Regions from separate parts of the Homo sapiens genome. Here all the other regions are linked to region 5. A link is a loop called in an ENCODE intact Hi-C map of the cell type or tissue named here. Cell type or tissue: A673. All regions are shown on one strand. Region 1 has its middle 55 kb from the start of SEC11C. Region 2 has its middle 19 kb from the start of GRP. Region 3 overlaps LOC105372146 (a long non-coding RNA gene). Region 4 overlaps CPLX4 (complexin 4). Region 5 holds the start of LOC107985156 (a long non-coding RNA gene). Region 6 has its middle 24 kb from the start of RAX.

Evidence for each region. Peaks named below come from ENCODE experiments on the same cell type or tissue, not always from the same donor. Only the 100,000 strongest peaks of a DNase experiment are listed, where the experiment ranks them.
Region 1: it touches region 5 in a loop (8-fold over the local background); 35 of 110 quality-filtered maps call a loop at or near these places.
Region 2: a loop joins it to region 5, with 4 times the contacts of the local background. A loop is called at or near these places in 4 of 110 quality-filtered maps.
Region 3: a loop joins it to region 5, with 17 times the contacts of the local background. A loop is called at or near these places in 8 of 110 quality-filtered maps.
Region 4: it touches region 5 in a loop (9-fold over the local background); 98 of 110 quality-filtered maps call a loop at or near these places.
Region 6: it touches region 5 in a loop (10-fold over the local background); 78 of 110 quality-filtered maps call a loop at or near these places.

Annotation. Positions count from the first base shown.
Region 1 is chr18:59,081,940-59,086,939 of GRCh38, reverse strand. No RefSeq gene overlaps it. Among named protein-coding and RNA genes, the nearest start is that of SEC11C, 55 kb to the left of the region's middle. In A673, a CTCF peak has its summit at 2,587 (motif pointing left); a DNase peak (open chromatin) is centred at 2,549; H3K27ac peaks cover 778 bases.
Region 2 is chr18:59,198,960-59,203,959 of GRCh38, reverse strand. No RefSeq gene overlaps it. Among named protein-coding and RNA genes, the nearest start is that of GRP, 19 kb to the left of the region's middle. In A673, a CTCF peak has its summit at 2,989 (motif pointing left); a DNase peak (open chromatin) is centred at 2,969; H3K27ac peaks cover 1,144 bases.
Region 3 is chr18:58,765,777-58,770,776 of GRCh38, reverse strand. The region is part of intron 1 of LOC105372146 (a long non-coding RNA gene); the gene reads left to right. Among named protein-coding and RNA genes, the nearest start is that of LINC01926, 46 kb to the left of the region's middle. RefSeq lists an enhancer at 1,856-2,005 and a silencer at 2,086-2,235. In A673, CTCF peaks have their summits at 1,983 and 2,185 (motif pointing left); a DNase peak (open chromatin) is centred at 2,166.
Region 4 is chr18:59,305,823-59,310,822 of GRCh38, reverse strand. All of the region lies in intron 2 of CPLX4 (complexin 4), which reads left to right. Among named protein-coding and RNA genes, the nearest start is that of CPLX4, 10 kb to the left of the region's middle. RefSeq lists silencers at 1,863-1,922, 1,963-2,012, 2,063-2,132. In A673, a CTCF peak has its summit at 2,191 (motif pointing left); DNase peaks (open chromatin) are centred at 2,162 and 2,432; H3K4me3 peaks cover 1,238 bases.
Region 5 is chr18:59,400,547-59,405,546 of GRCh38, reverse strand. It overlaps LOC107985156 (a long non-coding RNA gene), which reads left to right and starts at 2,197. Exons shown (of 9, transcript XR_001753470.1): 1 at 2,197-3,159; 2 at 3,434-3,575; 3 at 3,916-4,012. In A673, a CTCF peak has its summit at 2,869; a DNase peak (open chromatin) is centred at 2,946.
Region 6 is chr18:59,246,673-59,251,672 of GRCh38, reverse strand. No RefSeq gene overlaps it. Among named protein-coding and RNA genes, the nearest start is that of RAX, 24 kb to the left of the region's middle. In A673, a CTCF peak has its summit at 2,300 (motif pointing left); a DNase peak (open chromatin) is centred at 2,262; H3K27ac peaks cover 894 bases.

The DNA of each region.
Region 1 (5,000 bases), 320 kb after region 5:
TCTGCATTTTGTTCCCTTTTATTTGCCCACTGTCTTTAAACAACTCGACCAGACAACTTGAACAAAAGCTATGACTGAACAGGGATCATGAAAAGTGGGGGTCCTCTACTTCCACTATGAATGGAAAAGTATAGCACGCTTCCTTCCCTTTGCATAGTGGTCGTTTTTCAAAAGGTTCTTGCAGATGTTGTCTCAATTCCTTCTGTAACGAAACTGCAAGGCAGGGACAGACACTGTTAATAATAAGTAGTCAGGGTGCAGCCTCTGGGGTCAGACTGCCTGATTGAAATCTCAGCTCTGCCATTTATGAGCTGTGTGATCTTGGGGAACTCAACCCCTCTGAGCCTCATTTTTCTCAACTATAAAATGGGATACTAACAATATCTACTTGGAAAGATTGTTTAGTATCTATTTCTATGAGTTTTGTGTATTAAATGAAACAATTCTGTTTGGCACATGGCAAGCACTTTACAGGTAGGAAAACTGAGGTTCAACTAAAGTGATTTGCTTAAAGATTCAGAATCTGGTTTTCTAACTTCCAATTCTACTCTACCTCAAAGTATAGGTTTTGTGGAGCTCAAAGCAGGTAAGCGGCTTGTGGCATTAAATAAAAATTAATGTAAAATTATGAAACAGAACAAAATATATAGATCAGAGAAAAGAAACCCAAGGAATGGCGATGTAACACAGAAAAGAGCCAGGAAGGTAATGAGAGAAAAAGAATAGAGCTAGGCAGAGGGGAATCATGGCTGCCAGAAGCATGAAGAGCCTGAAGCTGTCATTTTCCAGAAAAGGAAACTGAGGCATGGGGCAGTCACATGCAACTCCAGCATACAGGGATGCAGCAATGTGGAAGGAAATGCATCCCCAGAATGCCAGAGAACTTTCTCATTCTGGTGATTCAGCCTCCCAAGTTCCTGGGGAAATTCTCTGGAAGGACTTTGGCATCTTCCCACTGGCTGCCCATCACTGCAGTCAGATAAGCACCACCAGTTCAGCGAGGAAAGCACACATCACAATGTGTTCTTCTTGCTTTTGTTTTATTTTAATCCCTCTAGGAACAGGAGACAGATAACCTTTCAATAATCTGAAATTCCAATAAAAAGAAACTCTCTCTGAAAAGTACACAGTGTTTGGGAAGGCTTTAGTATTTAGTAGACTTTAAAGATTTTCATCAGCCCTCCAATTTCTCTGTGTGCTTTGGAGGCATTGAGGGGAGTAATATTAGCTGAATAAAAGGTCACCACCACAAGAGTTGTTTTTAGCTAAATAAATTTGACATGGCAGGGTTGAAAGCTCTAGATAGATATTAAATTGCTGGTCATACTTGTGAGCAGGTGCAACTCTCATTTCCCACACCCCCAGGCAGCAGGGGAAGCTCTTTCACTCTATGATGGCTTGTAAATTTTTTTCCTCTCTGTTTTTACTCTTTTTCTACATTCTTGTCCTCATTTCCTCTATGATGCATTTCAAGCTTCACCTGGCTTTGCAACTATAAACATTTCCACTTAAATGCTGTGTTGCTGGTTCCCAAACTTGAATAGAATGATCTCAGGGCCTTTGGAGACACTGATTGCTGGGCCCCAGCCCCAGATTTTCTGATGCAAGACGTCTGCATGGGAACTGAGAACCAGTGTTTCTAACAAGCTCCCAGGTGATGCTGTTGCGCATAGTCCAGGAGCCACACTAGGAGAATGGCTGGCTTAGATCACCCTCCCTTGGCTGCACCCTGGACCCTGTCCTAGCCAAGGCCAGCAAATCACTCTGCACTTTTGTCTTCCTGTGGTTCCAAGGAGACTTTCCTCGTCAATATTGTAGCACTGCATTCAAGACCCAAAGATGCACCAATGAAGCTTCCATGGGGGTGCTGTGGAAGTCAGCTTGAGAGCTGAGCAATGCCAGGGGCACTAAGTCTTGGGCATCTCATCCCAAAGCCATCCCGGAAAGCACCCTGCTTGTTCTTTACTCCCAAGGCAGGTGTAGATTCCACGTTAGTCCTTAGGTTTGCGATATCTCTGGCTGGCCCCCAGGGTTGGCTTTGATCAGAGGCCCTGGAACCTGGAGCTGAGCAGTTCTCCCAGCCATCCACTGACCCAGGAATGCCAGAGACCTCCACACGGATCTCCCTCACCAGAGAGCTAGCACTGTCCCTTAGCTGACGGTGGGAGGATCCAGCAGGACATTTGTCTGATGCATTGGGTCTTAAGGATCCAGGAATTTTGAAGTCCAGTCTGACCAGCAGTCCTTACCTTAGAAATTGAAAAATAAATAAAACATAAGATTCATTTCAAGTTCCTCAGAAAGAAAGCAGTGAGAATCACTGAAAAAAAAAATACTGTTTTCCATTGAAAATGATAGATTAGATTAGAAATATTAGATGTATTTCTTAAAGGATTAAGTGAAAACCTTACTTGGGCATTCTAAATTCCTTAGTAGGCTGGTCATTTAAAAGGAAGCAATGAAGGCTCTTTGACTCTTCTACTTCACAGTCTGACAAAATCTGCAGTTTTCCTAGGAGGCTTCCGGTGTGTTCAAGAAGGCAGCGGGGCCGACACTGGTCTCTTACGTGCTGCCCTCTCGTGGTCACCCAAACACATGCAGCTAAAGCTTTCTTCCGATGCCGCTCATCTATTTGTTCAAATCCACAGGAACAGAGCCCAGGATAAAGGCGGACAGGTGATGGAGGTTGGCAACAGCACAGCTGACTCCACGGGTCTGAAACTATTGCTATGGCTGGCACTTCGTCAATGTGTGGGGTTCAGAGGAGGTCAAAAAAAATCATAGAGGCAAGAAACAGTGATTATTCTTTAGACTTTGTTAAGAGGAAATTTGGAAAGAAAACGTGTGTGTGTGTGTGTGTGTGTGTGTGTGTGTGTGTGTGTGTGTGTGTGTGTGTTATGCATATGAACACAGAGGTGGAGAGGGAGACAAACAGAGGAGAGATAATCTGATAGAGAGATTTTGTTCCAGTGCACTGCCCACGTGGTCTGGTAGGAAGAGCAGGTGGGTGAACTCGGGCAGGAGACAACACAGTTGCCTCACTACAAAATGATGTCCTTGAATAGATTATCTCTAAAGTCCCTTCCCATCCCAATTACGATTCTACTTAAAACAAAACAGAAAAGAAACCCCTTTCTTTCCCCGTGCTCATTTCACGCACCCGAGCTGATGGTCCTGGCTGCCCTTCTGCCTGCCTGCTCTCTTGCTTCTCTTTCCCTGTTTTCTAACAAAGAACTCCTTATGCCGTCACTTTGGCTTACATACATGCTGCCTTCTTTTTGAATCCATGGGATTTTCAATATGATGTACTAAAAGTTTCATTTTTCTTTTTGAGTCTCAGTCAAGGGTATTCCAATTGTCTTGTCTCTGAATTTTTTTTCCTTCTTTTCATGATCCCCTAAAACTTTCATGTGTATCTTACCCTGTTCTTTGTTGCTGGGAAAGATAAGTTCCTGGCCGAAAGCTGTCAGTGTCGGTCTTCAGCACAGAGCCTGTCTTTTAGGTGGGAAATACACCACGGTTATTCATTCCATTAATCTGCATATTGGCTTAGAGCGGCGATTCTCAAAGTGTGATCTGGGTACCCTCCAGGAGTTCCTGAAAGACTTCCAGGGAATCCATAAGGTCTACACTATTTTCAGAATAAAACCAAGATGCTTGCTTTTTTCCCTTCTCATTCCTTTATGAGTGAGTGTATGCTGGAGTTTTCCAGAAGCTACATGATATGTGATACTGCAACAGACTGACAGCAGTGGCGGATGTAAGATCAGCTATGTCTTCTATTTAGCCAGCTATTAAAGAGATTTCTGAAACTGTAGCACAATGACAGTCTTCTCGCTAGCATTTTTTGTTTTGAAAATATATGCCCTACCCTGAGCTTAAAAAAAAAATAAAAAAGAGGCCAGGCGCAGTGGGTCATACCTGTAATCCCAGCACTTTTGGGAGGCTGAGGCGGGCTGATCACCTGAGATCAGGAGTTCAAGACCAACCTGGCCAACATGGCAAAACCCTGTCTCCACTAAAAATATAAAAATTAGCCGGGTGTGGTGGCTCACACCTGTAATCCCAGCACTTTAGGAGGCCAAGGTGGGCAGATCACAAGGTCAGGAGTTTGAGACCAGCCTGACCAATATGGCGAAGCCCCGTCTCTACTAAAAATACAAAAACTAGCCAGGTGTGGTGGCACGTGACTGTAATCCCAGCTACTTGGGAGGCTGAAGCAGGAGAATTGCTTGAACCCAGGAGGTGGAGGTTGCAGTGAGCCGAGATTGCTCCACTGCACTCCAGCCTGGGCAATAGAGGGAGACTCTGTCTCAAAAAATATATATATATAAAAATTAGCTGGGCATGGTGGCATGTGCCTGTAATCCCAGCTACTCGGGAGGCTGAGACATGAGAATCGCTTGAACCCAGGAGATGGAGGTTGTAGTGAGCCAAGATTGCACCACTGCACTCCAGCCTGGGCAACAGAGCAAGACTCTGTCTCAAAATTAATAACTGGTATTTTCCATAAAAATATGTTAGCATGAAATGTATAATTTATTATATTTAAAGGAATTTATAAATATTATCCCATTTTTTCCATTTCTAATTTCTAGTATAGTAAATATCAATAGATATATTCCACATAATAAACAAAGGCTCTTCGGGTCCCAGATAATGTTGAAGATATAAAGAAATCTCGAGTCCAAATAGTTTCAGAATCGCTGACGTAGAGGAACCATGGGATTGTGGGGTGACTCCGAAGCTCAGTTTGCACACGTATCCTGGGCCCCGATGTAACATGAGGAGAGATTCGGGGTGGGTGCCAGTTCACTAGTTACCTGATTTTAAAGAGTGGAGGAAGGGGGTTAGGTTCAACACCGTTCCCCAGGAAGCACCTATTCTCAGGTTGCCTTCAACTTTCCCTGAGCCCAGGAAAAGCAAAGCTCCTTTGCGTTGCACCTGTGCTGAGCCAAAAGGGGCGGTGGCCCCAGCTGAACATATGCTGCTGTGTGATG
Region 2 (5,000 bases), 200 kb after region 5:
ATAGGCAAAAATGTACATTTCCATGGCTTTTTGTAACCTTTTACTAAAAAACACATTTTACTGTTCTTACACTCCTTGCATGTAAATTTATTTTCAGTAGTTTCAATTATACATTATAATGGTAACTCCTAGCAATTTTTAACTTTGGGGTAAAATCTGGTAAGTTGCTTTAATTGTGTGCTCAGTGCAGCCAAAGTTGCCTTCTTAATTAAGGGTGTGGTTAGTTCTACATGTCCCCAGGCCCTACCAATTGTGAAGCCGGCAAGTCAAATAGTTTCCCAAACTCAAAAATCAGTTTGTAACCTCAAAACATTTAGCAAACCTTGCACCTGACCTGCATTTTACCAATAGTCTTTAGAGCTGTTTTTATTTCTCAAAGATTAAAGTCATGTGAACTGAAAGGTACCACAGCTTTTAACTTCCCTTAAAAAAAAAAATGCTTGATTCAAGCACTCGTTTTTCTTTAGGCCAAATTAATAGAGCTCTTTTTACAGACATCACACACAATACACACACTGACAGGCAGAAGAAAACCCAGTCCCCACAAGATCCTTTTTCACAACCAAAACTTTACGGAGAATATAAACAGGGGCGCTTATCATTCCTAGCCTAGCAAAACTTCTTCTGAAAGAAAAAACCTCACTAAATGGTAACTGCTGATGGGGTGGAGAAGGTGAAGGAAAAAAAAAACAGTTTAAAAATGCCTGGGGAAGAACTTCTTATTCTTATGTAACTGGTTTCTCCACAAGGAGAAAAGTTTAATTACTGTCCAATGGAGTAAAATCCCTTGGCTGGGGAAGAGGAAGGCTGCATGGCACGTGGCTGGGAACCAGCCAGCTGGCTGTGTGGGACCCTTGGGCCATGGGTCCCAGCCCCAGCAAGGAGCGGGGAGCAGTGGCAAGCCGGCTGCTCACCAGGTCCATCCTGAAAAAGGAAGGTAAGGCCATGAAAAGGCTCCTAACCCCCGGGAGCGACAGGAGTTGGGAATGTGATTTCCCATAAGCTCAGAACTCCTAGGATGAAAAGGCTCCAAAGAGAGAGGGGAAAAGAATTCTTGGTTTGCATCTCACTCACCACTTCTCAAGCCCCACGTTGGGTGCCAAAAATGTTGCAGGACTTTTCCTTAGCTCAGCTAAAGATGGTGTTCTTGTCCCATGGCCACAAAAATGTAGGCTCACAGACAATTTGATGCATGAGTAAAGCAGGGTTTTATTTGGTGAAAAGGAAAGTAAGTGGGAACAGGGACTCTCTGCAAGGCCAGAGTTCTCTGCTGCTGCACTTCCCACCTTACAGATTGAATCCCAGGTTCTATGCAGGAAGAGGAGGGGCCAGGCTCTTACCCACTGCAAATGGCATGAGCTTCTGGAGGCTCCACCCCACTGTGCAAGCCAGCTGGAGTTTTGCCAGGGACCCCCTCCCACCTGGCCATCTCACTAGGAAGAAAAGAAGGCAAGGTTCTGTGATCTGTACTATGGTCACCCATTTCAGTGGCCTGAAACCCAGCTTGGGGAAAAATAAAGCTGAGTGTTTCACCACAGAGCTGTGTGTCATTCTTATTGTTTTAGTAATGCCATTACTAGTGCCATATACTAAGATGTAGTTACTTTCCATGGAAAGAAAACTTTCTAAGATAAACAACAAATTTCAGCTGTACTTCATTTGCACAGCTACAAGGCTTTTTATCCAGGTCACACTAAAGCTTCTGGAGAACGGGGACTCTGGAGTTTGACTCCTAGGTTTGCTACTTATGAGCTTATGTGTGACCTGGAGCAAGTTTCTTAATCTTTCTGAAGTATGAATTCCAAGAAAATAATGACACCTACCTTGGAAAGTTGTTCTAAGGATTCAATAAAATGCTGTATACTAAGAGCTTAGCATATTTCTCAGTACATTACAAAGTACTCAATAAATAAGATTTCCTATCATTCATATGAAGGAAAAGTCCCTCTTGCACGTTTCAGTTGTCTTTTGCATAATGAGCACCTCTGCCCTCTTCTTCTCCTGGTATTTACAGGGAGGCAGAGGTTTAGTAAATGTAAATACCACTTGGGTAGATGCCAAATCCTCCTCCATGGTCCTGGCCTTCCCAGGGACCAAGTCCTCCTTCATCAGTGGTGTCAAAGAGAAACAGCAGGACAGCTGTTAGAGGTGGCAAGATTGATTTTATTCAGTCTACTCCAGCAGGGGAGAGAGGGACTTTAGTATAGAACCAAACTCAACTCCACTGAAATAACAGATGGGAGACTATTTATTTAGTTTTTGGAGAGATGGGATCTCACTGTGTTGCCCAGGCTGGTCTTGAACTCCTGGCCTCAAGTGATCCTCCTGCCCTGGGATCCCAAAGTGATGGGATTACAGGCATCAGCCACTGTACCCAGCCTAGGCTTTTTAAACCGTAGGTTGGATTGTGCTAAAGGAAAAGTACTGAAGAATGTAAAAGTGGGGCGGCGGGGTGGTCAATGTGATTAGCCATCTGTGTTTGTTAATTAGTGCTTATCTGGAGGAGAAACAAATATCTCATATCTTTATGGCAGGAGGTAGTTTTGCAAATTGGAGCAAGGCACCCACTGAATTTGGTCTGTTACCCTCCCACAGAGACCGGGAGACAAGGGAGCTATGTCCCTAGATGTTTGCATTTCAAAGCCATGGTTCCCAGGTCCTCTGGGTGGAAGGAGATTCTGGGTGGAAGGAGATTTACATCTCAAAGTGGCAGAGAAAGGATTTATAATTGTAAGTTTTCTAAAGTAACTGCTCTAAGCAAAAGGAGGGCAGGGGCCTATAGTTGTTTTAGCTGGAACAAATTCTTTAGGCAGTATTTGAGACTTCTCAGGCAGGCACTTTAAGAGGGACTGGGCTCACAGTCTTGGGCTGATAGAAGCCATCCTAGAGTTTGGTCAGGTTTCTTAGTGTGGGGAGGTTGGATGGAGTCATTCGTGCCTAGAGGTTTGCAGTTGTGAGTGGACATGACTTCCTTGTGGACCAAGGCCTCCCTCTACTGGGAGGAGAATCTCAAGGCGTCTTATGGGCCCAGTTGGACTGACAAATATCTTCACCCTTCATTAATCCTCATCAATCACACTGAGGGTGTGCCAAGAGTAGTTACCTGTTAATAGATGGCTTCTAGTTTTGAGACAACATCTTTTCAAAAGACGGTTTAAACATTCCTATAAAAAATATAGTCTGAAAGGGAATATGGTAAAAATTAAAGTTCCCCATTCCTTCATGTCCGACACCCTAGAGTTGATCATTACTAACAGTTTGTCTGGTATTTTCTGAAAGCCTATCACATGCCAATGAGGCAGATACTCTTATTATTTCCATTTTACAGAAGTGGATACCAAGGCCTCTTTCACATTTCCATGGTGACCAGCTAGTAAGTAGCAGAGCCAGGACTCAAACCCCCACAGTCTGACCACAGAGGACCTGCTCTTATCCACAATGACATGTGTGGAAGCTTTTATTTTTTCCTCTTTCAAGTCAGATCACATTCTATTCTTTTTTTTTTTTTTTGAAACAGAGTCTTACTCTGTTGCCCAGACTAGAGTGCAGTGGCACAATCTTGGCTCACTGCAACCTCTGCCTTCCAGGTTCAAGCAATTCTCTCACCTCAGCCTCCCGAGTAGCTGGGATTGCATGCACGGGCTACAACACCCAGCTAATTTTTGTATTTTTAGTAGAGATGGGGTTTCACCATGTTGGCCAGACTGGTCTTGAACTCCTGGCCTCAGGTGATCTGCCCACCTCGGTCTCCCAAATTGCTGGGATTACAGATGTGAGCCACCACACCCAGCTGAGATCACATTATACTCTGAAGCTTGCTCTGTTCACTAAACAATATGCTAAGGATGCTTTCCCACCACTACACATAAACCTGCCTTACTCTTTTGAAGGAATAGTATTCCTTTGTATGAAGGTATTATCATTTATTTAACCTGTCCCCTGTGGATGGTTATCTAAATTATTGCCCACTTCTTTGTATTACAATGTTTTGATTGTGATGAACATTCTTCTTCTTTTTTCTTTTAAGAGATGGGGTCTCGCTCTGTTGCCCAGGCTGGAGTGGTGTGGAGCAATCACAGCTCACTGCAGCCTCAACCTCCAGGACTCAAGTGGTCCTCCCTCCTCAGCCTCCTGAGTAGATGGGACCACAGGTGCACACCACCACGCCCAGCTAATTTTGTTTATTTTCTGGAGAGATGAGGTCTCACTATGTTGCCCAGGCTGGTCTCGAACTCCTGGGCTCAAGTGATCTCAAGTGATCTTCCCTCCTTGGCCTCTCAAAATGCTGGGATTACAGGCATGAGCCATAGCGCCTGGCCATGAGCATTCTTATACATGATCTTTGTACATGTTAGTGAGTATCTCTGCATGCCATAGTCCTAAAAATGAAATTGCTCTGTCTAAATATGTGCACATTTAGAATTTTGCTGATCATTTCTAAATTTCCCAGAGGTCACCTTTAAAATAGTGCTGTGTGACTGCACTTGGTGGCATCTCACTTGTTTCACTTTTGCATGAAATATTTGGTCTGTCACCACGTACTGACTTCTCAGACTGGTTAATGACTGTTAGTAAATTAGTGTGTTGGGTCTATTGCAGCTGGGAAGGCTCTCTGGAGTACCTGTGTGTACTGATATTTTTGAATTAAAGTTAATAGTTAATCCTCATGAACAGAGTGGGTTTGATAAGCCTGGCTTCAGCTCAGGCTAGAGGGTATCCCAATCACTTTCATAATTGATAAATACAGGCATGAATTTTATCACAATTCAGATTCTAATTCTCCCATTGTGTTGAGTTTTTATTCTTTATTCTTTATTTGAGGCATAAATATCCTAACAAAACAGGTTGAATTAACAATGAAGTTGTTCTTTCATTTGAGCCCCTAAAATCACCTTTTAACTTTCTTGTATTCTACAGAAACCAAATAAACCGATTTTGAACAATTGAAAAATATAGTTTGAATACCAAGGAATATCCCCTTATTTGAAAGAAGATGCTTT
Region 3 (5,000 bases), 630 kb after region 5:
CCCTGGGCTGTCCTCTCTCTGGCCATGTGCTCTCAGGCTCAAGTCCCTTAAAGAGCTGGACAGCAAAGTCAAGGATGAAGGAGAAGGGACAGGCAAAGGAAGGTCTTCCATAGGCAGCACATCCCAAGACATGTGTGTATGAAAACATTCTGGATTTTCTCAAGTCCTTTGGCAACATTAAATTTTTTGTGTGTGTGTACTAAGGCTGAAACAGAAGGACTGGTGGAAAGAGGATTGTTGGTGAATGCACGTAGACAGCCTGTGGTTGCATTGATAAGCCTTGTTAAAGTATTCATGTGAAATTTTACTGTCAAAATGGAGAGATTTAGGGCAATTCTAGGTCCCCAAGACCAGTGACTCTGACATTATTCAAAGTTGACGGACTGGGCTAGGTGCAGTGACTCCCACCTGTAATCCTAGCACTTTGGGAGGTCGAGGCAGGAGGATTGCTTGAAGCCAGGATTTTGAGACCAGCCTGGGCAACATGGCAAAACCCTGTCTCTACAAAAAATGTTAAAATTAGCTAGAGCATGGTGGCATGCACCTGTAGTCCCAGCTACTCTGGAGGCTGAGGTGGGAGGATGGCTTGACCCTGGGAGTTTGAGGCTGCAGTGAGCCATGATTGCACCACTGTGCTCCAGCCTGGGTGACAGTGTGAGACCCCATCTCAAACCAAAACCAAGAAAAAAATTAGCAGACTCACCCTTCCACAAGCTTCTGAGCCTCCCAGAGTGGGAACTGGCTCAGTCTATACAGCTCCCAGCACAGCATCAGGCAAGGGTGCCATCATAAGCCATGTTATTGGAGCCAGTCTGCCTGGGTCCAAATCCAGGCCCCACCATTTACTTCCCCTGTGACCTTGAGCAAGCCAGCTAGCCCTCAGGGCTTTGATTTTCTCCTCTGTAAAACAGGGATAATAGCAGCATTTCCACTGCAAAGACCTGAATGAGTAAAATGGTTAGCACTGTGCCAGGCTCATAGCGCTCTGTAAGTATTAGCTGTTATAATTATTAGGGGTTCAAGTTCTGTCTTGCTCAGCTTTCCAGCTCATTGAAGGCTAAAGACCCAGTGCATTAATTGCTCAAAAATTTGTCGTAATTGCTTGGAACTTTTCATTTACATCCTGCAAAGATTATTTCTGCCATAACATTGCAAAGTTTTCAAATAGCCTTGTTCCCGTTTCTGAATATGGGCAGGGATCCCTTTGGGGTGCTCACTGACCACTCCCAGATGAGCCATGGGTTCTGTCTGGGCTGTGTATGGGGAGGGCGTGGAGGGTGGCATGACGGATGTACAGAGTGGAAGCCCTCAGGACAGAGGTGCCCTGGAAAGTTCGTAAGGCACAGCGGCTGCAAAACCTCTCACGCCCACCTTAGAATTCCCAATGTACTTTCCTCAGTCTCCAGGTCTGTCTTTTCCTTATAGTGTTTCTCAGTGTCTCATTCTGTACGTGAGAAATCCCAGTAAAAATCGAGAGTGGGAACAATGCAAAATAGAACTGTATACTTAAAAATGGTTAACATGGCAAATGTTATGTTTTACAAGAATTAAAAATAATAGTTAAAAAAGCCGCAATTATAAAAACAAAAAACTAGAGTAGGAGGGACCTAGGGACCTCTATTCATGATTTGACATCCAGTTTGGAGAGGCCAGAGTCAGGGAAGCTCCCTGCCAGGATTTCAGTCCTTTTTGTTTTTCCCTGCTGGGTGGGTAGTTTTCAAAACTCCGCTAGAATCTAAACGCTTTTGCTTCCGTGCCCTGCCCCCTGCCCCAGGGGCCCCAGATGGGTATCTGGTTGACTGTTCTCAAGGCAGGGGCCTCCCTCCCAGGAGATTCGGTGGAGCTTTTTGATATTTCTCTGCCCTTTGGCAGCATCACAGGCATGGGCATGGGAGAGGAGGGAGCCGGCCACTTGTCCTGGCCTGTTGATGCATGCCCGAGTCTGGCTGTCATCCCAGCCGCGCTGGCTGCTGTCCCTCGGTCTTCCTGAGGGCCCCCAGGCCTTCTAGGTATTGTATTGAGCCACGAGCTGGACGGGGAGGACCTGGATGTGCGTGGGAGCTCGCGGGTGGGTGAGAGCGCACCACTGCTCCGTGCGCTGCGCAGCTGCAGGGCCCCGGGCAGGTGCAGACGGCGCTCAGACCGGGACGAACGCAAGCCTGTGCTGCCCTCTGCTGGGTACCCAGCTCCCGGCCGGCCCCGAGCTCAGAAGGCGAAGGGAGACCCAAGGCCAGGCTGGGGCCCACGAAGCCGGGCTCCTCTAAGGGGTGCACCCAGCTCCCAAGGCCCCCGGGCGGACTTCGAGCAGTCCCCGCGCGGGGGCCCCAGGGTTTCTCGCTGGGCCCATCATGCCCTCTGGGCTAGGTGGCCAGGACTGTGCTCTCTTGCCTAGGGACCGGGTGAGCTCGAACTGTCCCCATGGGGCGGCTGCGGCTCCTGCAGGCTGTGCCGTCCTGGGCTCCTTTTCCGACATTGCCACCTGCCCCATTTCCTTTCCAAAGCAGAGGTGTAGGCGCCTGCCCACTATCAGTCCCTCTTTGTTGCAAGAGGCTCTGAAGGGCCCTCCCGCCTCCAGACCATTCATTCCCGTCTGACTCTGCAGCCAGACAGATCTTTCCAGAACATTAATCTGATTCTGTCATGCCCTGGCCTGACCTCCTTCAAAGTCTGCCAATTGCCAAGAGGGTCATTACAAAACTCAGCATGAAATACAAAGGACTTCAGATCTGGTTCCTGCTTCTCTTCCACCTTTTAACCCCCAGCATTATGGTCTCTTATGTCTGTCATCTTCCTGTCGAGACCAGAGGCCTTGCGCTCTGGAGCCACACAGCCGGAGTCCTTTCCCAGCTCTACTATTTGCTAGCTGTCTGACCTTGGCCGAGTTTCCTCTCTCTCTCTCTCTCTCTTTTTTTTTTTTTTTAAGATGGAGTCTTGCTCTGTCGCCCAGGCTGGAGTACAGTGGTGCGATCTCTGCTGGTTGTAACCTCCGCCTCCCAGGTTCAAGCAGTTCTCCTGCCTCAGCCTCCCAAGTAGCTGGGATTACAGCTGCACACTACCACGCCTGGCTAATTTTTTTGTATTTTTAGTAGAGATGGGGTTTCACCATGTTGGCCAGACTGGTCTTGAACTCTTGACCTCAGATGATCTGCCTGTCTTGGCCTCTCACAGTGCTGGGATTACAGGCGTGAGCCACCTCGCCAAGCCCCAGAGTTTCCTCTCTTGCCTCAATTTTTCATCTATAAACTGGGGATGATAACAGTAATATGCTTCATAGGGTTGTTGTTAATATTATTTGTATATAGAATATATAAATATATGCAAAGCACTTAGAATAGTATCTGGCACATAGTAGGCACTTTATAAGTGTTAGTCAAGATTATTCACTGAAAATGTGGGGTATCTCAGTATGTTGCCCAGGCTGGAGTGCAGTGGCTGTTCACAGGAGTGGTCATGGCTCACTGCAGCCTCGAACTCCTGGCCTCAAGGGATCCTCCTGCCTCAGCCTCCCTAGTAGCTGGGACTACAGGCACGTGCCACTGTACTCACTGCAACGTCTTCCCTTTGACTTCAACTTCTCCTGTTCATCTGATGACTTGAATAGCCATTTGAGCAACCTATCCAGCAACCTCAGATCAGTTCCTCGATCTGAATCCCAGTGACCTTCACTTCCAATTTACTCAATCCACCCCCACTCATGACCACCCCAGAACTGGCCAGCACTTACACTAGCAGAAGTGTTTTCGAAATCTTACACTTCAGTATTCCACCTTCTGACAACGCCCACCTATCCTTCCAGGTATCGTAATGTAAATGATTTTTTATTTGCTCATTTTCTTTCCAGGTTATCCAGTTTTTTTGCCTCTCCTTTTACTATCAGATCTTTCTAGCTTTTAAAAATTTTCCTGAGTGTATACATTACTGATCCCTTGAACTTTTTTCAAGTTCTTGAACTCTCTTGCACATCCATTCCCTCATTTATTCACTCAGTAAACATCCACTGAGCGTCAGGGACTGTGTCAGGGACGAGGACACATGATGTCTGCCCACAGAGCTTAGAGTGAAAGAAGGCAAAAAACACGTTCACAATTATACAACTTTGCATGAGAAAAATGCTGGGAATGAAAGCAACAGGCTGCCAGGTTGGAGAATAAAGTGGAGAACTGCAAGAGGAGAGTCTTCAGGGATGGCTTCAGAAAAGGTTCTTTGAATGTCACCAAATTGAGGCCATATGGAAACATTGACGAGGATGGTTTTTTGTTTTTAGGAGAAAAGTGTTGGGATTGAAACACTTTCAGAGTTAGTAAAAGTGGACTGGGTGCAGTGGCTCTGATGCCTGTAATCCCAGCACTTTGGGAGGCCAAGGTGGGTGGATCCCTTGATTCTAGGATTTGGAGACCAGCCTGGGCAACACAGTGAGACCCCATGTCTACAAAAATTTAAAAATTAGCCAGGCATAGTGGCACATGCTTGTGGTCCCAGCTAATTGGGAGGCTGAGGTGGGAGGATCTCTTGAGCTCACTGTGATTGCGCCACCGCACTTCAACCTGGATGACAGAATAAGACTCTGTCTAAAAAAACAGAATTAGTAAAAGTGACAAAGTAGAGATACAAGTAGAAATAGAGATGGCTCACCTAGGCTCTGTTTTGGCAGTTTAGAGAGGGGAAGCAGAGAAAATGGCAGATACTAGAGCAGGCAGGACTGGCTCCTTGTTAAAAAATTATTAAGAATTTAAAAACAGTGACGGCAGAATATTAAACCAGGCACAGGGTGCTGTGTGTCTGTAGAGGTCTCATGCCCACGAAGCTGGCTCTGACAGCATGCCTGTGTGCCAGTGAGAATAATTGGTCAAAATGAGGCATATTGATCATATTAGAGGGGAGATAACCAAAGAAATGAAATTTAGGAAAGACAAAAAGGAGATGGAGAGGCTGGGCATGGTGGCTCACACCTGTAATCCGAGCACTTTGGGAGGCTGAGATGGGAGGATCACTTGAGCCCA
Region 4 (5,000 bases), 95 kb after region 5:
CATGGTTTTTAAAAATATCTGAGTCTCTTAATTTATGCAGCAGCAATAGAAAAAAAAATCTGAGCCTCAGTATCCTCATCTATAAAATGAGGGCTGAAGTACCTAACTTCATAGGATCTTTGTCTGAGATAATGTAATATAAAGGACCTAGTACAACGCCTGACAATAGAGCTCTTATTATTGACATTATGATCTCTGGGCACAAAAGTCTTATTTCCTGATAATAACAACCAGGGGTCTTGAGGACCGCCAGTCCTTAGGTGTGTAATCAATGCAACAATGGAGGTTCCTGAGCCTCAAGGCCCCAAGCCTTTTATCTGTTTCTCCACTAATGGTAAATCAGCAGTCTTGCTGACTTCCAGATCTTCAGGGGTGAACACCCTTAGGCTTAGCAGTAAGGTTTAAGTACTCTTCCAAGAAAAATAATTCTTAAATCTCTGTGCCAGGGTATCTTTTGAAACAAGAGCCTTTCCAACAGAAACTATGGAAAGAGGAAAAAATGATAGCCATGAAATGCACAAATCCAGGTCCTCTCTGGAGAATGATTGTGGCTATACCTGCATAGGCTACTGCTCTCTAAAGCCAGCTAGGGGGAGGGACCGACATGAAGGATGTTGATAAATAACAGTAGAGCCCACCAGTGTCTTTCATTGCATGGCTTACTGATGTTCATATAGCCCCTTTTCTACAGCTGTTTCAAATGCATAATGCATTTGAGACCCCACCTGATTTTCTCATAGACCATGAAAGAGACCATAAAGCTCATCTAATAATCTCATACCACTGCGTCATTTTACACCTGAGATAACTGCAGCCCAGGAGGGTTAAGTAGCTTTGCAATAAGCCACATCTCCTGTGACAGACTTAGGACTGGAACTCAGGCCCCACAACCATGAAAAAGAGCAGCTTGTTCACAAAAGGACTTCAACAGGGCTCCTCCTTTCAAGGCATTTGTTCTTTCTACTCTTTTTTTCTTTTTCTTTTTTTTTTTTTTTTTTTTGACACAGAGTCTCACTCTGTCACCCAGGCTGGAGTGCAGTGGCATGATCTCCCCTCACTGCAAGCTCTGCCTCCTGGGTTCACCCCATTCTCCTGCCTCAGTCTCCCGAGTAGCTGGGACTACAGGCGCCCACCACCACTCCTGGCTAATTTTTTGTATTTTTAGTAGACACGGGGTTTCACCGTGTTAACCAGGATGGTCTCGATCTCCTGACCTTGTGATCCGCCCACCTCGGCCTCCCTAAGTGCTGGGATTATAGGCGTGAGCCACTGCGCCCGGCCTCTTTCTACTCTTAATATTTTGAGCTGTTCCCCAAAATTTTAGGGCAGTTTTGAATTCCACGTGGCTTAAAAAAATGGGAGCATATTATTTCTCCTGTGTTGTCTAACGGTTTGACCCTAGATCTGCAAGTAGCTGTCTAAATTCCAAATACAATCCAAACAAACAGATAAGAATTTCACTTGAGAACATTGTACACACCATCATTCATTGCAGTTTACTTCCAGGTGGGGACCCCCTCCTCCAAGGGCGTTTTTATATTTGGTTGCATTTGTAACAATGGATTCTACACACAATGTTTCAAAACCGTGCCTATGGTATGGAAGATACTACAAATACCAATAATACAATTGCCTGCTTTTTGTAAAGCACATGGAAATTCTAATCCCGTGTAGCTAGCTATAAAAATAGCACCTAATAAAACTATATGATAAGAAAAATCGGCTACTCTGGGCAGACTGCCCTGCTCTGCAAGGAGCAGTTTAAAAACTAAAATTTAAAAGTTTAAAAAATCAGCTGGATCGTATTCCACTTAGTCCAGTTATCACCAGCTGTGGCTAACTTCCCCTACCCCAGTGCAACACTTTGCGCTTGCAAACCAGCCCCACCCTTGGGCGCCTCCTCTGCCTCCCGCGCTGTCACTTGTCGCACGTTACCCTCCCGCCCGCGTCCCCGCACTGACGAGGCTCTGGGTACAGGGACCCTTCGATGGCCCATGTGGCGAAAAAGAGGCTGCGGGGGACAGACACGTTTCCCAGGCTAACGTCTGCCCAGGCTATGCAGAACAGCCGCTCCCGTCCAAGCCAGATCCTGGCTGGAGCAAGGAGGGCGCAGCGGTCGCCAGCGCGGGCCCCGAATCCTCGACGCCGGCGCCCCCTGGTGTTCCTAGCGCCGCGGCCACTGGCACCCGCGGGAGGCGGAACCCGGGCTGCGGGTGGTGGCAGGACCAGGGAGGGGCAGAAACCAATTTCTAGAGGTGACTTAAAAAAAAAAAAAAAAAAAGTCTTGATAGGTCATTGGATGGGATGGGGGGGAAAACAAAACAACAACAAAGAAAGAAAGAAAAGGAAAAAAAAAAAGCCTTACTATTTTGTTATTAAGGACCAGATCGTGCGTTTTCTATCCTCCCATGGCATAACGGGAGAGGGAGCTCGCAAACAGCCGAGTTTCCGCTGTCTCCGCAGTGACCAGGCTGCAGAGAGATTCTGAAACGACAGCAATCGAGGGCGGGCTGAAGGAATTGGAATCTTCGGCCTTGAGAGATGACTGAATAAATGAAGCTTATGGGGGGCAGAATCATGCCCCAGGCCTCCAGTGCCATGCTTTTTATTCTAATACTGAATTCAGCCAACTTACCCAGTGGCTTAGCTGCTGGTTGTTATTGAACTGTAGGTACCTAAAGTCTGTCTCTGATTACGCAGAGGAAACTCCGTAATGGAACCTTTAGAAAGCCATCCTTAGAGAGAGGCCGGACGCGGTGGCTCACGCCTGTAATCCCAGCACATTGAGAGGCCGAGGCGGGCGGATCACCTGAGGTCAAGAGTTCAAAACCAGCCTGGCCAACATGGTGAAACCCCGTCTCTACTACAAATACAAAAAAAAAAAAATTAGCCGGGCAAAAAAAATTAGCCGGCCATGGTGGCGGACCCCTGTAATCCCAGCTACCCAGGAGGCTAAGGCAGGGGAATTGCTGGAACCCGGGATGCAGAGGCTGCAGTGAGCCGAGATTGGGCCACTGCACTCCAGCCTGGGCGACAGAGCAAGACTCCATTTCAAAAAAAAAAAAAAAATCAGAAAAACACAGTGGGGATGCGAGGTGTAGGGTTTTGTCTCCTAGATGCTTCATTAAGGAGCAAGGAGACCCTGGAAGGCCAGACAGTGCCCATCTGGGTCACTAAGAGATGTGATTGACAAGCCCAAGGCATGGTGCTCTGTCCAAAGAACTGGAGGGAAGGAGAGGAGAGGCAGGCCTGCCAGTGCTGGCTCTTACTGAGGCCAGGGGAGGGCTGACCGAGGGCTGAACCAAAGGAACTGCTGTATTCGGAGGGAAACAGAGCAACAGATTCCCAAGTCCTTATAAGTCCCCTCTTTGGGGCTTGGCTTCCAAGGTCATCTGAGGAACATGCCAACCATCACTTCCCTCCAACCTTCTAAGTTCTTTTCCTAGAACAGGTTCAGGTTCCTGGATGACCACAGTACTTTGGCTCCTCGACACCAGTGTCTGAGTGCTGTTTCTCTTTTCAATAGACTTATTTTTTTACATCCGGAAAAGCACATACCATATGTGTGCACTCAATACATAACCATAAGGATCATGTAAATGTAGGGACGTTCCGAAGGTCACAAAGCTTGCTGTGACAAATGGAGACTCAAGCCTCCTTACTCTTCATCCAGGACTTTTTCGTGCCCCCTTCTCCTCATATCCCTCTAAACTGGGCATCAGATTCCTGGTGGTAGACTTTAGAACTGAACAGACTGTCTGACAAAGAAAACGGCACAAGACAGAAAGCAGGGGTCACTGGGACTCTAGTGGGTTCCTAATAACCGTCCCCTCCCTGCCAGGTTTGCAGAATACTTAACCTGTGCCATCTTCTAAAGCCCATATTGGGTAAGCATTCATAGTAATAGTATTAACAGCCCACAGGGAATTGGACGAATTTAACATGTCCTCCAGCTAATGAGGGATGACCCCCTGGGTGCCTCATTCACAATTCCCCAGGGTCACCACCACAGCGGTTACATAACAGCAGGATTCAGTTCTAGACCCTTCCCCTGACCAAGGCCCGACGGGGAGCAGATTTGAGAAAATGTCTTCCCGGGAGCTGTCAGGTCTAATGAGGATAACTATGTCACATTTTGGAATTAGAACTGTATTTTCTAAAGAAATTATTTGGCTGGTGTTTCCTCTGAAAAAGAGTTTCACTCTATTGCTGACAGGGAAAAGCAAATGTAGACTCTTTGAAAAGGAGCAACATAAGCCATAGCCCTCTAGATAAACAATAAAAGGTCTTGGGTCTCAAGTTTATTAATTGTTAGTGACAATACTATTTGCTATACCAATGTCTTTTGGTGACCATTGTTAATTTTGGTAATCAGATAAGTAATTAAATAAGGGCAGTAATCAAATTGCAGTAATCTGCAGTAAGTATGTATATGTATATGTATCTATACCAGTCATTATAATGTTCGTGTACACATATCCAGATTATGTCGATTTCCTCTAGTTGTCAAATTATAGGTCATCAGAGGACTTAAAATGCCTAAAGTCATCCATGATGCTCACGTTAGATTTGGATCGCACACCACTAATTATTCCACATCCTGTATCTTCAGTTTCTCCTTCTTGATTGGCCTCTCCTTAATAAAGGAGGTCAAATCTCTCCCATCTAAAACAAGGAAACAGTACTTTCTGAGTAAACATGGCTTTTTAGGTGTCTTCCCTTAAATGACTAGTTCTCACTGCTCTGCTGAAACCTTCTTCTTCCAGATGTTCAGGGTCTGTCTAAATACAGTAAGTGGTTCCCTTAATTTCTCTTGGGGCCTCTTTGTTTCTTCTAGCACTGGTGATCTCTTCTTCCTTAAAGCCCTCTCTCTCCTCAGCTTGCAGACATCACCCTCTGGTTCCTGTTCTCGTACTGCTTCTTCTTTATGAGTTATCTTTCTCTGTCTGCCTGCAAATTGTGGGATATTCCGGGGTGCCCCCTTGGCTGGCTCTTCTTCT
Region 5 (5,000 bases):
AAAATGGCCATACTGCCCAAGGTAATTTACAGATTCAATGCCATCCCCATCAAGCTACCAATGACTTTCTTCACAGAATTGGAAAAAACTACTTTAAAGTTCATATGGAACCAAAAAAGAGCCCGCATCGCCAAATCAATCCTAAGCCAAAAGAACAAAGCTGGAGGCATCACACTACCTGACTTCAAACTATACTACAAGGCTACAGTAACCAAAACAGCATGGTACTGGTACCAAAACAGAGATATAGATCAATGGAACAGAACAGAGCCCTCAGAAATAAGGCCGCATATCTACAACTATCTGATCTTTGACAAACCTGAGAAAAACAAGCAATGGGGAAAGGATTCCCTATTTAATAAATGGTGCTGGGAAAACTGGCTAGCCATATGTAGAAAGCTGAAACTGGATCCCTTCCTTACACCTTATACAAAAATCAATTCAAGATGGATTAAAGATTTAAACGTTAGACCTAAAACCATAAAAACCCTAGAAGAAAACCTAGGCATTACCATTCAGGACATAGGCGTGGGCAAGGACTTCATGTCCAAAACACCAAAAGCAATGGCAACAAAAGCCAAAATTGACAAATGGGATCTAATTAAACTAAAGAGCTTCTGCACAGCAAAAGAAACTACCATCAGAGTGAACAGGCAACCTACAACATGGGAGAAAATTTTCGCAACCTACTCATCTGACAAAGGGCTAATATCCAGAATCTACAATGAACTCAAACAAATTTACAAGAAAAAAACAAACAACCCCATCAAAAAGTGGGCGAAGGACATGAACAGACACTTCTCAAAAGAAGACATTTATGCAGCCAAAAAACACATGAAAAAATGCTCATCATCACTGGCCATCAGAGAAATGCAAATCAAAACCACTATGAGATATCATCTCACACCAGTTAGAATGGCAATCATTAAAAAGTCAGGAAACAACAGGTGCTGGAGAGGATGTGGAGAAATAGGAACACTTTTACACTGTTGGTGGGACTGTAAACTAGTTCAACCATTGTGGAAGTCAGTGTGGCGATTCCTCAGGGATCTAGAACTAGAAATACCATTTGACCCAGCCATCCCATTACTGGGTATATACCCAAATGACTATAAATCATGCTGCTATAAAGACACATGCACACGTATGTTTATTGCGGCATTATTCACAATAGCAAAGACTTGGAACCAACCCAAATGTCCAACAATGATAGACTGGATTAAGAAAATGTGGCACATATACACCATGGAATACTATGCAGCCATAAAAAAGGATGAGTTCATGTCCTTTGTAGGGACATGGATGAAATTGGAAACCATCATTCTCAGTAAACTATCGCAAGAACAAAAAACCAAACACCGCATGTTCTCACTCATAGGTGGGAATTGAACAATGAGATCACATGGACCCAGGAAGGGGAATATCACACTCTGGGGACTGTGGTGGGGTCGGGGGAAGGGGGAGGGATAGCATTGGGAGATATACCTAATGCTAGATGACACGTTAGTGGGTGCAGCGCACCAGCGTGGCACATGTATACATATGTAACTAACCTGCACAATGTGCACATGTACCCTAAAACTTAAAGTATAATTAAAAAAAAAAAAAAAAAGAATCTTATATGTGTGTACTATGAGGCATGCACAAAGATGTTCAATGCAGCATTGTTTATAATAGCAAAAAAAAAAAACCCTGGAAACAAAGCAAATGTTCATTAATAGGAAATCAATTGTATAAACTGTAATGTATTCATTCTATAAAATACTTTTTAAAATAATAAAGCTGATCTTTATGTTCTGACATGGAAAGAGCTCTAAATCATATTTTTAAATGGGGTCGTGGGGAGAGAAAGCAATTTGAAGATTTTGTATTATTTATGTAAAGATACTGATAATACAATAACATATATTTTCAAGATAGGAAAGCAAGTATGTAGAAAAAATCTAGACAGATATTACTTCTGGGGAGTGTAGTTGGATAGTGTGGAGGAGGGGAGTGTTGGGAAAGTGGGGGAAATGACTTTATTCTTATCTGTAATTTTTTATTCATATAAGGAAAACGTGAAATTTATTTTTAATTGCAAGCAAAATATGAAAACTTTTTTTACAGAAAAGCCTTTAGATTCATTCTTTTCTGCAACCATTCAATTTCCAGTAGACTCTATTCCAATCATGAGCTTCCTAGGTCCCTTACGAAGTGTCCAGTTTACCAAGATTCTACTTACATACATCTTTTCTCATCTTTATGTGCTATGTAAAGCTAAATAAATCTGCTCATTGGAAAGTGCTAAGAGTGGCAGTAAATCCAAAATTAATATAGGGCAGTGGTCTTTATTTATAGGTGTAATATTATTCTGTCTCTATTTGTCCACCTTCAACTCTACATTTCTGAGGGTCATAAGTTTTGGAACCAGAGAGAACTCTGTTAATTTCGCGACTTTGGAGCCCGGATAAATTACCTAATGTCTGTAAGTTTCAGGTTCTGCATTTCTGAAAATCAGGAAAGCTCCTACTTCAAAGCCTTGGTATACTAGATAAGACATTAAAAGTGAAATTATTTAACATAGTGCCTGATCAGCAACGTTCCTTTCCCCTACTGGAGTTAGGAGGCCTTGCAAAAGTCAAGCATGCCTCATAGCTGCGTGAACTTGTGGAAAGTTAATTCACCTCTCTGAGTCTCAGTCTCCTCAACCGTGGAATAAGAATAATGACATTTTCTTGATACAGGTTCCTCTAAGTCACAAATGTAAAAGACAGCAAGCTCAATATGCAGACCATATGGTCATATCAATCTTTGTTTCCCTTCCTTTCTCCGTCTTCCCCTCTAGCGTCTCCTGCAGTTCCAAGCTGACACGGCAGATGGTGTAGTTGAATCGCCCAGGGAGCCTCAGCACAGCGGCCTCAGTCACCTCTCCACAAGGCAGCTGCCCCAAGCTGCATTCATTGGGACAAACCTACCTTCCTTCTAGAATGTGAGTCAGATGCGGCAGTGGTACTGCAGGCGGCAGCAATGGCAGTGTCACAACACAGACTGAGATTTGGCTTCAACACCGAACCGCTTGGGGGCTCTCATGGATGCAAAGTGTGTCGTTTCCTTGTGGAAGGACAGTGAAGGCAGGTGTTTGCTGCTCTCCTGCAGGCTCTTGGGCATGCTTCAGAGGTACTTCTTTCGGGGCCAAGCTCTTATCAAATTAATATTCTGTCCGTAAGGGAGATTTTGTTAATTACCTCGGTTTAATGAAGTTTTTCTTAGCTTTTGGAAACAGAATGTGTTGGCTCTCCATTTTTTGGTCTGTTTGAGTGAAGGAAAGTTGATGTCCTAGGTTGGATACAAGACTGGAATAGGATATTCAGAGGCAGCTTCTTATAGACGACCACCTTTCCGTAACACCATTAGAATTATATGAGCTTTAATCCTGCACCTAACTTTCCAGGGTTTCCTCCTCCAAGAAGCTGCGTTAGCACTGGACCAACGACAAACAAGTGAAGGGCTTGGGTCAGGATACCTGTGTTACAGCTGCAGAATGTCAAGCACAGGGGCAGTGACTACAGCTTGCCAGGGCAGAGCCCACAGAGGTAATATTCCAAAACAATACATTTCCATGTAATTCCAGCAGCAGAATGGCTGGGGGCTGCAAGTTGCATTTGAACAGCACTTCTCAACCTTATCAGACCTAATGCCCCCCTTTCATAACAAATACTGTGTAACTCTCCCCTCTAGTATCCTACAATGAGATGCGCAGATACTACAACTTGTCTATGCACATATTTAATCCCTCTAATGTCCTTGCAGTAATATAAAGAATAAATGAAAGCAAAGTCATTATACTGAATTAATATGTATTTCCATGTGTGAATATGCAGACACAACTATGTTGGAAGGCATAAATAGTCTGATGCTTATGTCTGTTCACAGCATTATCCTAAATATCATGGCCACAAATCCAAATTAAGTGTTGGTGACTCAGGTACCATGCGCTGCATTGAATGACTCAGTAAAATTCCAACCAAATGTAAGTATAATCTTTCTTTATTTTACATACAATTATTATAGATAAATGCCATAAAAATAAGTTGCATTTATATGCAAAACATAGGTAGGTTCTAGGCTCCCTAATAGTTGTAATAGCCACCCTTCCTACACACACAGACACACACGCTTCCTAAAAAAAACTCTGGAAGCAAATATGGCCGCTCTTGAAAACCATTGGTATGGAGGGCCAGATAGGGCCGCAGGGCATGAAGAGGACCTGTACCTGCCTTCCAGAACTCTTAGGTTCTCCAGGTGATTACCCAAGACCTTTCCAACTGCCAAAATCAAGACCTTATTAGTGTAATTATGTAACCGATGCCAGATTTGATAACCATAAAGTAAAGACCTATCACTAGGGCGACTCTGCCCTAGATTCCTATATGATGATGCAGCTATTGTCTCAGACCTGGGATGGAACAACACTGCAACACACCAAAACCAGCCTGGGAAATGCAGGCACAAAAGGACACCCGGTTCATTTCCTAAGCCACCCTCCACTACACTCCATCAGGCCAGGCTTCGGAGGAAAGGCCTGGACGCAAGATCCTAGCAGGCCCTCATGCCACAGGGCCATCCCAGCTCTGCTCCAGCCACTGGGATTATTTGGTGATCAGGAGTATCGATGGACCACTGGTTTAGGCTCTAGTTAATTGAATATTCTGGTTACATGACAGTTAATTCACAGTCCTCTTTGCTTTGATCCTTATAAAACTTTCCTAAATTCATGTGTTAACCCTTCACCAAAACAACAATGTTTACTTAGTTGGAAAGACTCCTTTTTCTTTCCTCTATTTTACAAATTCCTATAATAGTGTTATAATACTCTGATATTAATAGCAATGCATTCAGTAAACACACGGCTCCAGTTTCCTGGCTTAATGCGTAGTACATACTAGAGAATGGAGCTTTTGTTTTATGTTTAAGCGTACTGTAAGGTTTCAAGCTTCTCTTTCTGAGCCATTTTCACT
Region 6 (5,000 bases), 150 kb after region 5:
CAGCACATGACCTGATAAAATGTGGTGTATCCATATGACGGAATATTATTCTGCCATGAAAAGGAATGAGTACTGATACATGCTACAACATGTGTAGACTTTGAAAACATTTTGTTAAATGAAAGGAGCCAGTCACCAAAAACCATATACTATATGAATGGAAATTCATATGAAAGTCCAGAATAGGGAAATCTATAGAAACAGAAAGATTTGTGGTTGCTTCATGATGGGATACAGGGACATGGGGACACAGAGGGGATAGGAAGTACAAAGTATGAAGTTTCTTCTTGAAGTGATTAAAGTGTTCCAAAATGGACTGCGGTGATGGTTGCACATATCTGTGAACACACTGAAAGCCATTGGATGGTGCACTTTGGGTGAATCGTGGGTATGTAAATTATATCTCAATAAAGCTGTTAAAAACGAGACAAAACTAGTCTTCCCACCAGGCTCTTGCTGTTTACACACATTGCAGGCAGGTACTCACATTGGAAAACTTTTCCTAAATACCATTTTCATCATGTTGCTCCCTTACCAGTTCAGCCTATTTAGAATCAATAAAGATGCATTGATTAGCTAACAGATATTGCGTGTCCACTGGCCTAAGTGCAGTGACAAATACATCCACAAAATTCTGCAATTTCAAGCCTCATTGCCTTTTCTACCTTCAAGGCTCATCCACAAGACTCACTCATCCATCTTGTTTTCCATTTGTCTTCTTAGTAACAGAGATCCTCTGCTCTAAACAGCTGACCTTCACAGCGTTGAAGTTCATACTATTGACCTCTATACTATTGCTTGATGTGGACAATGCCTTTTTATCCAAAATTAGAGACAAGCCTAAAATGCCAGCTCTGTTGGGAAAGAGAATAATTACTTAAAAGAACTCTAATGTCAAAGACTGGCTAGAGACGCTTTTTGGTCACTGAGAGTTCAGTGAATGGTGGGGCTGAGGCTGGAGCTCCTGTGAGGAGCAAGTGTGAGAAGAGACAAGCTTGGCCTCAAGGGAAGCTTGGCTTACTTTTCACTTGCAGAGGTCAGCTCTGCTGAAATGCCGGGTTTGTTTTTCCTTCTTTATCTGGGCACACACTATGTTTCCTCTGCAGGATGCTTTTTCTCTTTTCATTGCATCATCTTTCTTTTCTTTTTTTTTTTTTTTTTTTTTTTTTTGAGACGGAGTCTCGCTCTGTCGCCCAGGCTGGAGTGCAGTGGCGCAATCTCCGCTCACTGCAAGTTCCACCTCCCAGGTTCACGCCATTCTCCTGCCTCAACCTCCCGAGTAGCTGGGACTACAGGCGCCCGCCACCATGCCCAGCTAGTTTTTTGTATTTTTAGTAGAGACAGGGTTTCACTGTGTTAGCCAGGATGGTCTCGATCTCCTGACCTCGTGATCTGCCCGCCTCGGCCTCCCAAAGTACTGGGATTACGGTCGTGAGCCACCGCGTCCGGCCTCATTGCAGCTTTCTATTCTTCAATCAAAGCTCATCTCCTCCAGGGGTCTCTCTTTGCTTTTGTTATTGTTGTTGTTGTTTTGTTTGTTTGTATTTGAGAGAGGAAATCTCGCTCTGTCGTCCAGGCTGTAGTGCAGTAGCGCGATCTTCGCTCACTGCAGCCTCCTGAGTAGCTGGGATTACAGGTGCCCGCCATCACGCCTGGTAATTTTTTTTGTGTTTTAGTAGAGTTGGGCTTTCACCATGTTGGCCAGGCTGGTCTCGAACTCCTGACCTTAATTGATCCGCCCGCCTCGGCCTCCCATAGTGCTGGGATTACAGGCGTGCGTGACTGCGGCCGACCTCTCCTTGGTTTTCTTCTATCCCTGACCCACCCCTTCCTACCTCTCCCATCTCCTCCTACACACCCGTTTTTTTTTTTTTTTTTTGGAGAGCAAATGGGTCCTCAGTTAACTTGACTGCCTGACAGTTGACCAAAAATCTGCTCAAGGCTCAAGTTTTAGCCTGTAAGACTTTGTACTCAACCTCAAACAGCTGTCTGAGCACTCAGAAGGCTCTTTTTATTTTTTCTATACCCTACTTTGTTTCTTTTTGGGGTGAGGGAACGCTTCTTTCAGATCACGATCATAGGGAGATTATTGGATTCCTTGTTGGGAGATAGTAAGAACCCTAGTTCTGCTACTGACTTGATATGTGGCTTTAAGCAAGACTTGACTTCACTCTGGCTAGAGTTCCTTGGCTGGGAAATAAAGGGGCTGGACTATAGGATCTGTAATATCTCCCAGCTGCAAAATTCTGATCCGGAGAGCAAATTTACTTCAGAAATTTGGCTGAGGCTGCCATCTGATGGCTATCTTGAGAACTTCAACTGCTGAGTGTGCAGTAGACGCTTCTAGTAGAATGTCTCACTCCCTCTTGCAATCATCAGCAATAAGGGTTTCAGCCAGAAAATGACCTTCCCTTCTGAGTACCCCCAGTCTTGAACTTTACGCTCCCCCTTAAATGAAAAGCTCCTCCTTTTCCACTCACATTCCCACTCAGGCGAAGTCAACTCAACCATGGGGCTTTTTATATCAGTAAAGCCACCTTAAGAAAAATCAGGAGGCTAAGAAAGCTTATGCTTCCATGTTTTCATGCTGCTCCATAATTCTCATCAGGAAGAAATTGGTTTTAAGTTAATTTATTCAAAGTGTGATTGACTGCACCTTTGAGACTCTCATGAACAAATATTTACTTTTTTTTCTTCAATAAAATGAGCTCTACAGTAGGGCAGTTCTTAATTCAAATCTAATCATTTTTTAAAAAATTCAACTAAGAGTAGAATCTTCCTTCCTTCCTTCCTTCTCTTTCTTTCTTTCTCTTTCTCTCTTTTTCTTCCTACCTTCCTTTCTCTCTTTCTCTCTCTTTCTTTTCTGCCTTTTTCTTTTTCTTTCCTTCTCTTTCTCTTTCTTTCTTTCTTTCCTTCTCTCTTTCTTTCTCTTTCTTTCTTTCCTTCCTTCCTTCCTTCTTTCTCTTTCTTTCTTTCTCTTTCTTTCCTTCCTTCCTTCTTTCTTTCTTTCTTTCTTTCTTTCTTTCTTTCTTTCTTTCTTTCTTTCTTTCTTTCTTTCTTTCTTCTCAGAGACAGAGTCTAGCTCTGTCACCCAGGCTGGAGTGCCTGATCTCAGCTCACTGCAACCTGCACCTGCTGGGTTCAAGCGATTCTTATGCCTCAGCCTCCCGAGTAACTGGGATTACAAGTGTGCACCGCCATGACAGGCTAACTTGCTGTATTTTTAGTAGAGATGTGGTCTCACCATGTCGCCCAGGCTGGTTTTGAACTCCTGAGCTCAGGCAATTTGCCCACCTTGGCCTCTCAAAGTGCTGGGATTACAGTTGTGAGCCACCACGCCCAGCCAAGATTAGGATTTTAAGTGCCTGCACAGTCAAAACTATTTGATTCATACTATCCCCTTCCTGGAGGCTTCAAAACACAGCAAATAGATAATAAGTTTAGGCCTTCCATTAGACATTATATGCTGTGGGATTTCCACTTAGGTTAGTCTCTAAAACCTGGTATTGAATACCAAGGCATTAATAAGTATCCTAATATATCACCCATCTAGAAATAGTTACATTTTAAATTTCTGGGGTCATGGTGACCAACCCAAAGGAGTCATTCTTTAATAGTAGAATTTTAGGTGTGTAAGACATCTGGTGGGAAAATTCTTTGCAATTCTGTAATTTTTATGGCCACTCTCCAATAACACATAGGTGGCTGAGATGCTAGTGACACTTAAGGATCCTAGGTTGGAAAAGATATTTTAAAATTTGCTTTTTTCATTCACTTGCTTCCTAGAACAGACATTAATGGTCTCAGGAAGGGAATTATCTTTTTGACTCTGGAGTATTTGTAGGAAACAGCTGTTGTACAGTAAATTAGAATTTGCCTTGGAGTTGAAAGAATTGATTTTCTGTTTTTCCAATTTATAAGACAGGTGCCCTTGAGCTAGTTCTTTAATTATATACCTCAAGTTACTAATCTTATAATTTGCATAATATTATCTACCTTAAGAGTTGTTCTGAAATACTAAACTAGATCATCCAATCGGAGGTTCCAGGTAAGATTTCCGTTTATACTAAAATGGTGTCCACTCCCTTTGTTACTGGAAAAGCCAAAGGCACATCTTTCTTATCCTCTTTTTTAAAGGATCTCATAAGAAAGGCTTCCAGTAAAAACATAATTTTTGAGACTGCATCTTTCCTTCTCTTCTTTTCCCTTCCTAGATATTATGCAAGAGAAACAAAACCTTCAAACACCAATCTCAGTGAAACTAGAAGATAGTTATGACTTGAACATTCATAGAAAATATATAGTGCAGCCCCAAATAACCAAGATTGTCACGGAAGGTATGTAGATGTGAACCCCAAAAATCTGAGACAGCTCTCAGTTAATTTAGAAAGCATATTTTGCCAAGGTTGAGGACGCATGCCTGTGACACAGCCTCAGGAGGTCCTGATGACACGTGCCCAAGGTGGTCAGAACACAGTTTTGTTTTATACGTATTAGGGAGACATGAGACATCAATCAACTTACGTAAGATGAACATTGGTTTGGTCTGGAAAGGCAGGACAGCTGGAAGCGGGTAGGAGGTTTCCAGGTTGTAGGCAGGTGAGAGACAGGGTTGCATTCTTTTGAGTTTCTGATGAGCCTCTCCAAGGGAGGCAATCAGATCTGCACTTATCTCAGTGAGCAGAGGGTGACAGAACAGAATGGGAGGCAGGTTGGCCCTCAGCAGTTCCCAGCTTGACTTTTCCCTTTAGTTTCGTAATTTTGACAGCCCAAGATATTTTCCTTCCACATAGAAAGAAGATAGAAAGATGGCCCAGTGGAAGCAGATCTCAGAAACTGCCAGCAAAAATACACCTCTGAATGTGAAGGGATCCACCTAATGTGATAAACATTTATATTTTGAGTGCAAGTGCTGTGAGATTTAGAGAGAGTGAGGCGGAGATTACTTGGAAGCCACATCGAGGGAAAGTTCCACAAGGAAACGTAGAAGATATTAGGCA